2 separate regions of the Homo sapiens genome follow, and region 2 is linked to region 1. The links are chromatin loops, found by intact Hi-C in ENCODE. Cell type or tissue: Caco-2. All regions are shown on one strand. Each heading gives the region's core, and the rest is flanking DNA. Links, peaks and the distances in the headings are about the cores only.

The links. A loop is a pair of places that touch in the nucleus more often than their neighbours do. Peaks named below come from ENCODE experiments on the same cell type or tissue, not always from the same donor. Only the 100,000 strongest peaks of a DNase experiment are listed, where the experiment ranks them.
Region 2: it touches region 1 in a loop (4-fold over the local background); 1 of 110 quality-filtered maps calls a loop at or near these places.

What each region holds. Positions count from the first base shown.
Region 1 is chrX:139,842,543-139,846,943 of GRCh38, forward strand. All of the region lies in intron 1 of ATP11C (ATPase phospholipid transporting 11C (ATP11C blood group)), which reads right to left. Among named protein-coding and RNA genes, the nearest start is that of MIR505, 79 kb to the right of the region's middle. In Caco-2, for the core only: no CTCF peak of the experiment used is centred there; no DNase peak of the experiment used is centred there.
Region 2 is chrX:139,901,404-139,905,804 of GRCh38, forward strand. All of the region lies in intron 1 of ATP11C (ATPase phospholipid transporting 11C (ATP11C blood group)), which reads right to left. Among named protein-coding and RNA genes, the nearest start is that of MIR505, 21 kb to the right of the region's middle. In Caco-2, for the core only: no CTCF peak of the experiment used is centred there; a DNase peak (open chromatin) is centred at 2,008.

The sequences.
Region 1 (4,401 bases), core at 171-4,170:
TCATAGAGTTGACAGGAAACACAAGTAGGACATAAGTGAAGGAAGTATACAAGTATATTTGCAGCGCACTGCTAAGTAAATACAGAAGAAAGGAATAAGAGTTGCTGAAATGTAGAGGCTGACTGGGGCTGCGTAGAGTTTGTCTTAAATTTCCAAGAGATTAATGTGTCTGAGCGTTGGGTAATTTTGGCCTCTTGTGATCTAGAATACGATCAAATTAGTTTGAAAATCTTTGTATAATTCACACGTGCCAGGCTCCAAAGCTAGAGTCTGCATACAATGACAAGAGAATTTTATTTTCAGTTGTATACTGTGCTTGGTTTCAGAGCTACTCTAACAAACCTTACTTTCCCTTGCCATTCTAACTTCATTTTCCACTAGTAGTCTCCAGCAAGAATGCTCTGCTGTCATCAAATTCAACTCCCACCTCATTTTCTCGCCAAGTATCTCAGTTTATTCCCAACTGCTGTTCTCTTGGACTGGAATTGTCTGCATGACTCTCCTTGAAAGTAAACTGAAAGTTCAACTAATGCCAAATTCAGCAGCTTAATTAAGAGTCCCTGTAACATATGGAAGGCTGCAGATACATAAAATTGGCGAACCCTTACAAACTGGCTTCCCCTCAAGGTGATCAGCCAGTGATTCTTGAAGCTGTGTCTTATTCTCTTAGGATACAACAGGACTTCTTCTGCAGTAAGGATAAGTAACACCTAAGTGTCTGTTACGTGCAGATGAAGAATTCTATAGATGGACAGATGGAAAGATGGATGGATGGAAGAATTACAAACAGATATGGCTCACTCATTTGATTAAACAGGCCTAGCCCCAAAATCAGAGTATCATTTAGAGTCATTTGAGATCACCAAGGGTCATCAAGTTATGTATGACCAGAGATGAAAATATAGTATAAACAAGGTTGGAGCCTCAATGTTTAACTGTCTCATGAATATCTTCTGATGGGTATATTTTTGATGCTCAAAAATCAGAGGTACTCCAATATTTGCAATTTTAATGGCCTTTTTTCATAGAGCATGGCAATTACCAGGTTGTTTCAAAGAGCCTGTACAAGGGATGATGAAGAACAGAAGCATACTGGCTATGTGTATCAGTTCTACAGCCAGATATCTGGGTTCAAATATTGGTTCTGCCACTTATTAGTTATGTAACCTGGGGCAAGCTCCTTAACCATGTGATGTCTCAGTTTTCCCACCAGTCTCAAAGGGGGTGATTATGTTGATGACAACTTATAAAGCAATTATGAAACAGTGCCTTCATATTGTAAATACTGAAAAAAAATTGTTAGTTGTGTTATATAGCACAATGGAATAATAAATTCCTTTGCTGCCAATAACTAGTTGCTTCTGACAAAGAAAAAAAAAAAAAACTGATGTCCATGGAAAAAAATATAATTCTAATACAAATAGGTGAAATATATCTGCAGGGTTATTACACTTGAAACTCAGGGAGCACAAATGAAAGAAATTAACATTAACTTTGTTTAACTAAAAAACATATATACAGTCTTTGCGAAACAGAAACAGAGAGAAACCTTATAAAATCAAAATGACCATGAATAGTTTTGTAAATGAACTATGCCACGCTAACTAGATAACACTTCTTAATTAGCATATGAACAAAAGACAGAATAGTACATTGTGACTTCATTCAAGACTTCAATAAAACAAAATGCTTGCAAAAAGGAAAGAAAAATCAGCTTCAAAAGGTTCAGCAAAGGTTATGATAAATGACTCAGTTTAGGGTTGAATGCAAGGAGTAGCAGAGAGTGGAGGGCTCTGGGTAAGCACTAGACTGGAAGCAAAAATAAACAGCATGTGTAATCAAATTCACCCAACTGTGTCATACCACGTGGCCCTGCAATACCTGCAATGCAGGAAAGGCCTGGTGCCGAGTAAGAAGAAAGCACATATGCAGGGCAAGCAGTGGGAAGAAACCTTCCATACTGCCCTGGTAGCACCCTAACTAAAGAGGAGAAGATGGTCAGAGCAGCTAACAGCTCTGAACAAGAAGGGGGCCACAGATTTAGAATTGCAAATGGTTGGCCTCAGACATTCACCTTCTCCTATCATTCTTTCCAAATCAAATCAATAATCTGTGTGTGTGTAGGGGCCTGTGTATTTGTGAGATCCCCTAATCCAAAGGCCTATCCCATTTTATTGAAACAAATATTTAAAGAACATGGAATGAGCTAGACACAGTGATAAGCATAATCCCCATGCTAAATTAGGAAGCTTATCTTACCAGAAAGCCAACTCTATCTCAGTTCCCCCTCTCTGAGTCTGTTTTCCCATTCATAAAGTGTGGGAGTTGAATAAAAAGGTTCCTGTGGTTATCTAATATTGCACAGATTTACCAAAAATTTGTCAAGTTAGCACCCTGAAGATGGAATGTTCAAAACGATAAAATGAGCATAAGCAGGTATTTACTTAAAAGAATGACAGATGATTAAGTGGTTAAGGGGTTGTGAGCAACATTAGGTCCTGGTGGACACACTTGTTTGCCTCTCAGTTTCTCTAGTGCACCTCACCTCCCCAGGGGCTGGACCCAACATTTCCTCCCATCACCGATAAGCCTCAGGCCCAAGGGACCCTGTCTCTTTCTTTAGGGGGTTCATAGCCTCCAGTCAGCTCAAAACAGGCTTCCAGCTAGTGCCCTAGCACTAGCTTGCCTTACTAGAATGCCAGCTCCCTAAGCAGCAGTGGCTCTGTGTTTGATTTAGTGACCAGAGGGCAACGTGGAACAGAACTAAATTAGGAACCCCTACAGAGATTTGCTTTAAAAAACTAGAGAAACCACCACAAATGTTTCTGCTTTTTCATTAATGCATTTATTAACAATAAATGTTTAAAGCAATTTATTTTTATCAGGAGAAGTCAGGGATTTTTGAGAGAAAAGTAAAGGGGAATATATGTAGGGAGTGAAGCAGTGAGAGAAGTCTGAATATATAGTTCAATTATTCCAGTGAGTAGAGGAAATGGAGACCTTGATGTGCTTCATACTAAGTATAAACTACATTAATTAGAGCTTTTAAACATTGAACAATTAAGTTTACATCAATCAAGTTTATACATAAAATACTCTTAAAGGCAACAACACTTTAATTTTTACTGTATTCATCTTTATCAACTACTGTCTTTATTCATAATTCCCTCTATTTAAAGCCCAAAGCTTTCCCAAACTACTGTTCTTGGCAAAAGAACTCTCGCTAATTTTCTGCAATTCTCATTATCCATCATTCTTACAGCTAAAACCTTTAAATCTTTGGAATCACTTTTAAAACACGCTTATGCTTGCCAAATACTGTCCCATTCTTTTTAAATATGCTTGAATAGATTTGCTTTGGGAATAATTACGTTTAAGAAACTGCCAAAGCAACAGGGAAGTTGTACACCACTATAGAGATCGCTCAGATTGTTGTGTGGGGATCTCTGTCACATAAACTTCATTATGGATCTTCGGGTTTCACTATGATCATCCAAAAATAAGTCTGACTTATACGTTCATATTTAAAAGAAAAGTTGCAATAAAGGGCCATGCAATGCTTGACCTTGAGAAACAGTGCCTCTTGTATGAATCCAGGTAACCTCTGGCTATTAATCGGTATGTTATATAACAAACCGGAATAAGCTTTGCTAAGGAGCTTCAATTTTACTAATGTCCAGTTGTTTCCAACCTGGTGAACACTAGATTTCCTTCCTAAATTATTTTTACCCAAAAGAATTCTTAAACAGCTAAATTATAAGACTTTGTGGTATCAGTGGCTATAAATCTCAGTAAGGACCACCTCTGGACTTAATTTAGAGAAATGGAGTATATCTGATAACTAGGAATAAAGAGCTAATCAAAACTGGCTTTGTAAATGTTAAAGTAAGGTTGGGTTAGCAATTGTCCATAGCATTAAGTATGCAATCCATTGTGTAACTCCTAAGGTTTACTTTACTTTTGCTGCTATTTTTTCTTTTTTAAAATAAATTAATAGATTAATAAAAACACAACCACCCAGTTGCTATAGGGAAAGCAGGATTTGGGCTCTAATGGTGACCATAAAACACTATGAAGAAACGCTTTCGTTCACTCCTAGGAATACATTTAAAATTTAAAAGAAACATAATCATAGATCATAAGTAAGGATTTTGGCTACATTTCTAAAATAGCGTGTTCATTGTTATAGTTTGTATTTTGACTGAAACAGACTGATACTAGTTAGAATAAACATTAGGATTTGGAGTAGGAAGCCTATAATGTAGAACTTTAATCAGGTTCAGACCCAGGCAGTATCTGCAAAAGGAAACGGTTGGTGGAAGCGACTGACCAGTGACTCCTGTGGCACTCTGCACTGCTTACATGGCATTTACTGAAAATGCCTGTACAAAAAAAAAAAAA
Region 2 (4,401 bases), core at 113-4,112, 59 kb after region 1:
CCTTTTGCACCCTCTCAGGCACAAAATGCCAGAAAGAACTGTTCTGTTTCTCAGCAAAAGAGACAGAGATTGCTGATGGCTGCGGGGCAGATTCTCTGGTGGGAAGGCCCTGAACATAGCTGGCAACTGAGACTAATGCTGGTAGCCCCGTGGGGAGGCTAAAAATGGGACCTGACAGGAATAAACACTGACTCTGGAGTGGGCTTTGCTTATCTAATGGAAGATGAAAATGCTCAGAGTACCATAAAAAAATATAGAAGATATTGTATAGATTTGGATGGCTGGCCATCATTTTTTCAGACCAAGGAACACACTGTACAGCCCACAAAGTCCAACAATGAGTAGCAAGATATCCTTAGTGTAACAGTTTGACAGAGAAGTAGAATGGGCAACTGAAACCTTGGTTGTCTAAAACGGGGAGATAAAAGCATGAAGGGCTGGCTTACACACCTTCATGAGTGTGTGCTCACACCTCAACATGAATGGGACTAGAGTGTCCCTGATAGATTTTTTTTTCCTCTGTTTTTCTGGTTTATCTGGGGAAGAGGGGGTGGGGAAGATGCCAGTATGAAAGAAATTAAATCTTGGAACCCCAAAATCACTAAGCTAAAGGGAAAAGTCAAACTGGGGACTGCTTAGGGCAAACCTGCCTCCCATTCTATTCAAAGTCATCCCTCTGCTCACTGAGATGAATGTGTATCTGATTACTTCCTTTGGAAAGGATAATCAGAAACTCAAAAGAATGCAATCTTTTGTCTCTTATCTACCTATGACCTGAAAGGCCCCTCCCAGCTTCAAGTTGTCCCGCCTTTCCCAACTAAACCGAGGTACATATTGATTGATGTCTCAGGTCTCCCTAAAATGTGTAAAACCAAGCTGTACCCCGACCACCTTGCACACATATCATCAGGACCTCCTGAGGCTGTCACAGACCATCCTTAACTTTGGCAAAATAAACTTCCTAAATTAACTGGACCTATCTCAGATATCTGGGGTTCACACTGATATGACTATGTAGTTCCTGCCAAGGGAGGACTACACTAACATAACGACTATAGTTTGTTCTTTCTTCCTCAAATCACCTCAGGAAAAAAATATTAATTTTTTCTCCCCTACCTGATGCAATGGCCCTAGGACCAGGGCTGCAAGTACAAGTGTTAGAACAGCAGGGATGATTTCTAAGCAAAAAACAAACTATGTTTTTAAACCTTACGTCAAAATTCCTAAGGTCATGATGGATTGTGCCTTCAATCCATCTAGCAAAATTGGGGCTAACTGTGATTGCAGCTATATTGCCTGGTGGTAAAAATAGCTCACTAGTTCTACACCTTTGTAACCTTACCCTGTCTGAGTAGACTGAGGAGGAGGTACTTGCCAGACTTGTACTGCTGCCTGCTATCTAGACCAGCACAGTGACAATTCTAATGTCTCTTCCAATGTTGAAAAAGTTAGTGTACCAACGGAGAGAAGGAGAAATACTAGCTGAAATTAAAGAAATGAATAAATGGGATATTGAGGAAAATTAAATATTATGTTACCAACTCAAGAGTCTCAGAGCAAGAGATAACATTGTCTATAAGCTCAATAATCCCAGATGCCTGAAAGGGTAAAGCTATATATATTTACCAAGGCCACTCCTGCTTTTGGAAGCTGACAAGATTGAGAAGAAACCCACAAACAGGAGTGGCCTCATCTTGGAAGACATTCATATACTATGATGGGCTGAAGTAATTATTAATGATTGTGCATAGTATATACTTTTATGTGAAAAATCCATAGTCAAAAACCAGGGGGTGGCCTGTGGTATTATGGTATATACTGGTTTTCATCCACGGTTCCTGGCTCATAACTTCCATAGCCCTTGTTACAGCATTTTGTTATAATGTTGGGTGTGTTAGGACTCAGGGGGCAGGCCTCTGACCTTTTCCTGCCCTCCTTTCTTATTGTAGGTCTTAAGAGCCTTCCATGCAAGGGTCCCACCCTATACCCTGGGGGAAGGAATGCTGATGTCTTGAAGCTTCCATAAAAACCCAAGGGGTCAGGGTTCAGTAAGCTTCCAGATAGCTGACACGTGGAGGTTCCTGGAGGGTGGCAACCCCAGGAAGGGCCTGGAAGCTCTGAGCTTCTTCTCCCATATCTCACCCTATGTGTCTCTTCAACTGTATCCTCTGTAGTACCCTTTATAATAAACCGGTAAGCATTAAAAAAAAAAAAATTAACTATAAAAAAAATTTTTTTAAGGCCAAAGAGTTTGCTATCCCTCTCTCTGATTTCAACCAGAAGACAGCGTCTGCAAACCGGGAAGAGTGCCCTCACCAGACATCCTATCTGCCAGAGCCTTCATCTTGGACTTACCAGGCTCTAGAACTTTGAAAAGTAAATTTCTGGGTTGTTTAAGCTACCCAGTCTGTGGTATTCTGTTATAGCAGCCTGAACTAGGGCAAAGACAACCTTCACTCAATATTTTTATAGAACACCGGTTTTCAAATTTTATTATGCCTCACCATCACCTGGAGGGTTTGTTAGAATACAGATTGCCAGGCCCTACCCAGAGTTTCTGGGGTAGTACGTCTGAATCAGGGGCCTGAGAATTGCATTTCTAACAGCTCCCAGGTGATGTGATACACTGTCTTGTCTTTTGTAAACACTCTAACAAAATTAGAAAACCTACGATCAAATGTAAGGACCTAAACAAAATTCAAAACTAAATTTACATAATTTGTGAATTTTCTGCTTTTTCTTTTGCAACAAATATTTTTTGAGCATTTATTCCAGTGCCCAGAACTAGACTGGACACTGGCACTGGGTGGAGTACTGAGTAAACTAAAACACGCATGCTTTTGGCCGGGCACGGTGGCTCACGCCTGTAATCCCAACACTTTGGGAGGCCGAGGTGGGTGGATCACCTGAGGTCGGGAGTTCGAGATCAGCCTGGCCAACATGGTGAAACCCCATCTCTACCAAAAATACAAAAAATTAGCTTGGCGTGGTGGTGGGCACCTGTAATCCAGCTACTCGGGAGGTTGAGGCAGGAGAATAGCTTGAACCCAGCAAGCAGAGGTTGCAGTGAGCCGAGATCACACCACTGCACTCCAGACTGGGCGACAAGAGCGAAACTCCATCTCGAAAAAATAATATGCTTTTTTATTTTTTAGATGTTGTTCTACAGGTAGAGGGGGGCTAATAACTAGTCTCGTAATTCATTAATTACAATTGCAGGAAGAGGTACATAAGAGAAGTACAAGGTACTATGAGGCCCTGTAAGATTGGGTGGTCTGACATTAGCCTGGGTCAGGGAAGGCTTCTTTAAGGAAAAGACACTTGAACTTAGTTCTGAAGGAGGAGCAGAAATGGGGTCCTCGGGGAGAGAGCATTCCATATAGTGGGAAGACCGCACACAGTAGAAACAGAATACAGTAGGAGGGTAGATCCCTCAGAGAAGGCCAGAGATACTGTTGCAGGCAGGCATGCAGAGCCTAGCAGGTAGAGTAAGGAGTCTGAATCGTGCTCTAAGTATGAACGGAGCTACTAGGGATTCTTAGCTAGAAACTAACTTAATGTATGTTTCAAAAAGAGTCAGCCTAGCTGCTTTGCAGAGATGGAATAAGAGTAGCAAGAGTGGATCCAAAAAAACAATTCAGGGGACCACAATCTGTGGAATTGGGTGATGGACTGGGTAAGACGGAGTGAGGGAAAGGAAGAAAGATTCAAGGCTAACTCTACAAAATGTTGTGAAGTGATTAGCAGTGCTTTTTCCAATCTGAATTGAATTTTTCCCTATGGCATAGTGTGAGAGGAAAACAATGGATTTTATCTGTGCCTGGGAAAAGACGGGGCTTACAAAAATAAACAGTAGGATGACAGATCAAATGTTTCCCTTTTCCAAGAATGGAAAATTCCTTTTGAGAGCATTATATATTAAGCTCGTAGGTAGCTTTAATGTCTCCTTTCACATTTGTGGAAGCAGACTGACAGGATTATTCATCTCATGCCATAGTCTCTGAACTATAGGAGCATCTTACTTTTACCTTCTCATAGCATTTGTCACTTTCTGTCTTGTATTTTCATTATATAACAATGTTTCTTATCTCCCTTCTAAAACTGTAAGTTCCCTAGTGAAACATAATTTACCACAAAAATAAGAAATCCCAAAGACAATCTATGTACTCCAACCTAGGGATGTTGTAAGTAGGAAGGGGATTAGAGAAAAAATAGGCAGAAAATTATTTTCTTTTGGCTCATTAAACAAATGAGTTATCCTTAAAAAAGTGACACAGGAAAAGTTTTTTTTTTAAAGTACTTACGTATTTTATGTAAAAATGTTTAAAGCAGCAATCAAATATAATTAAAGAAAATAGTAAAAGGTTGGAAAATATTGCCTGCTGTAATTGGAAAGGCTAC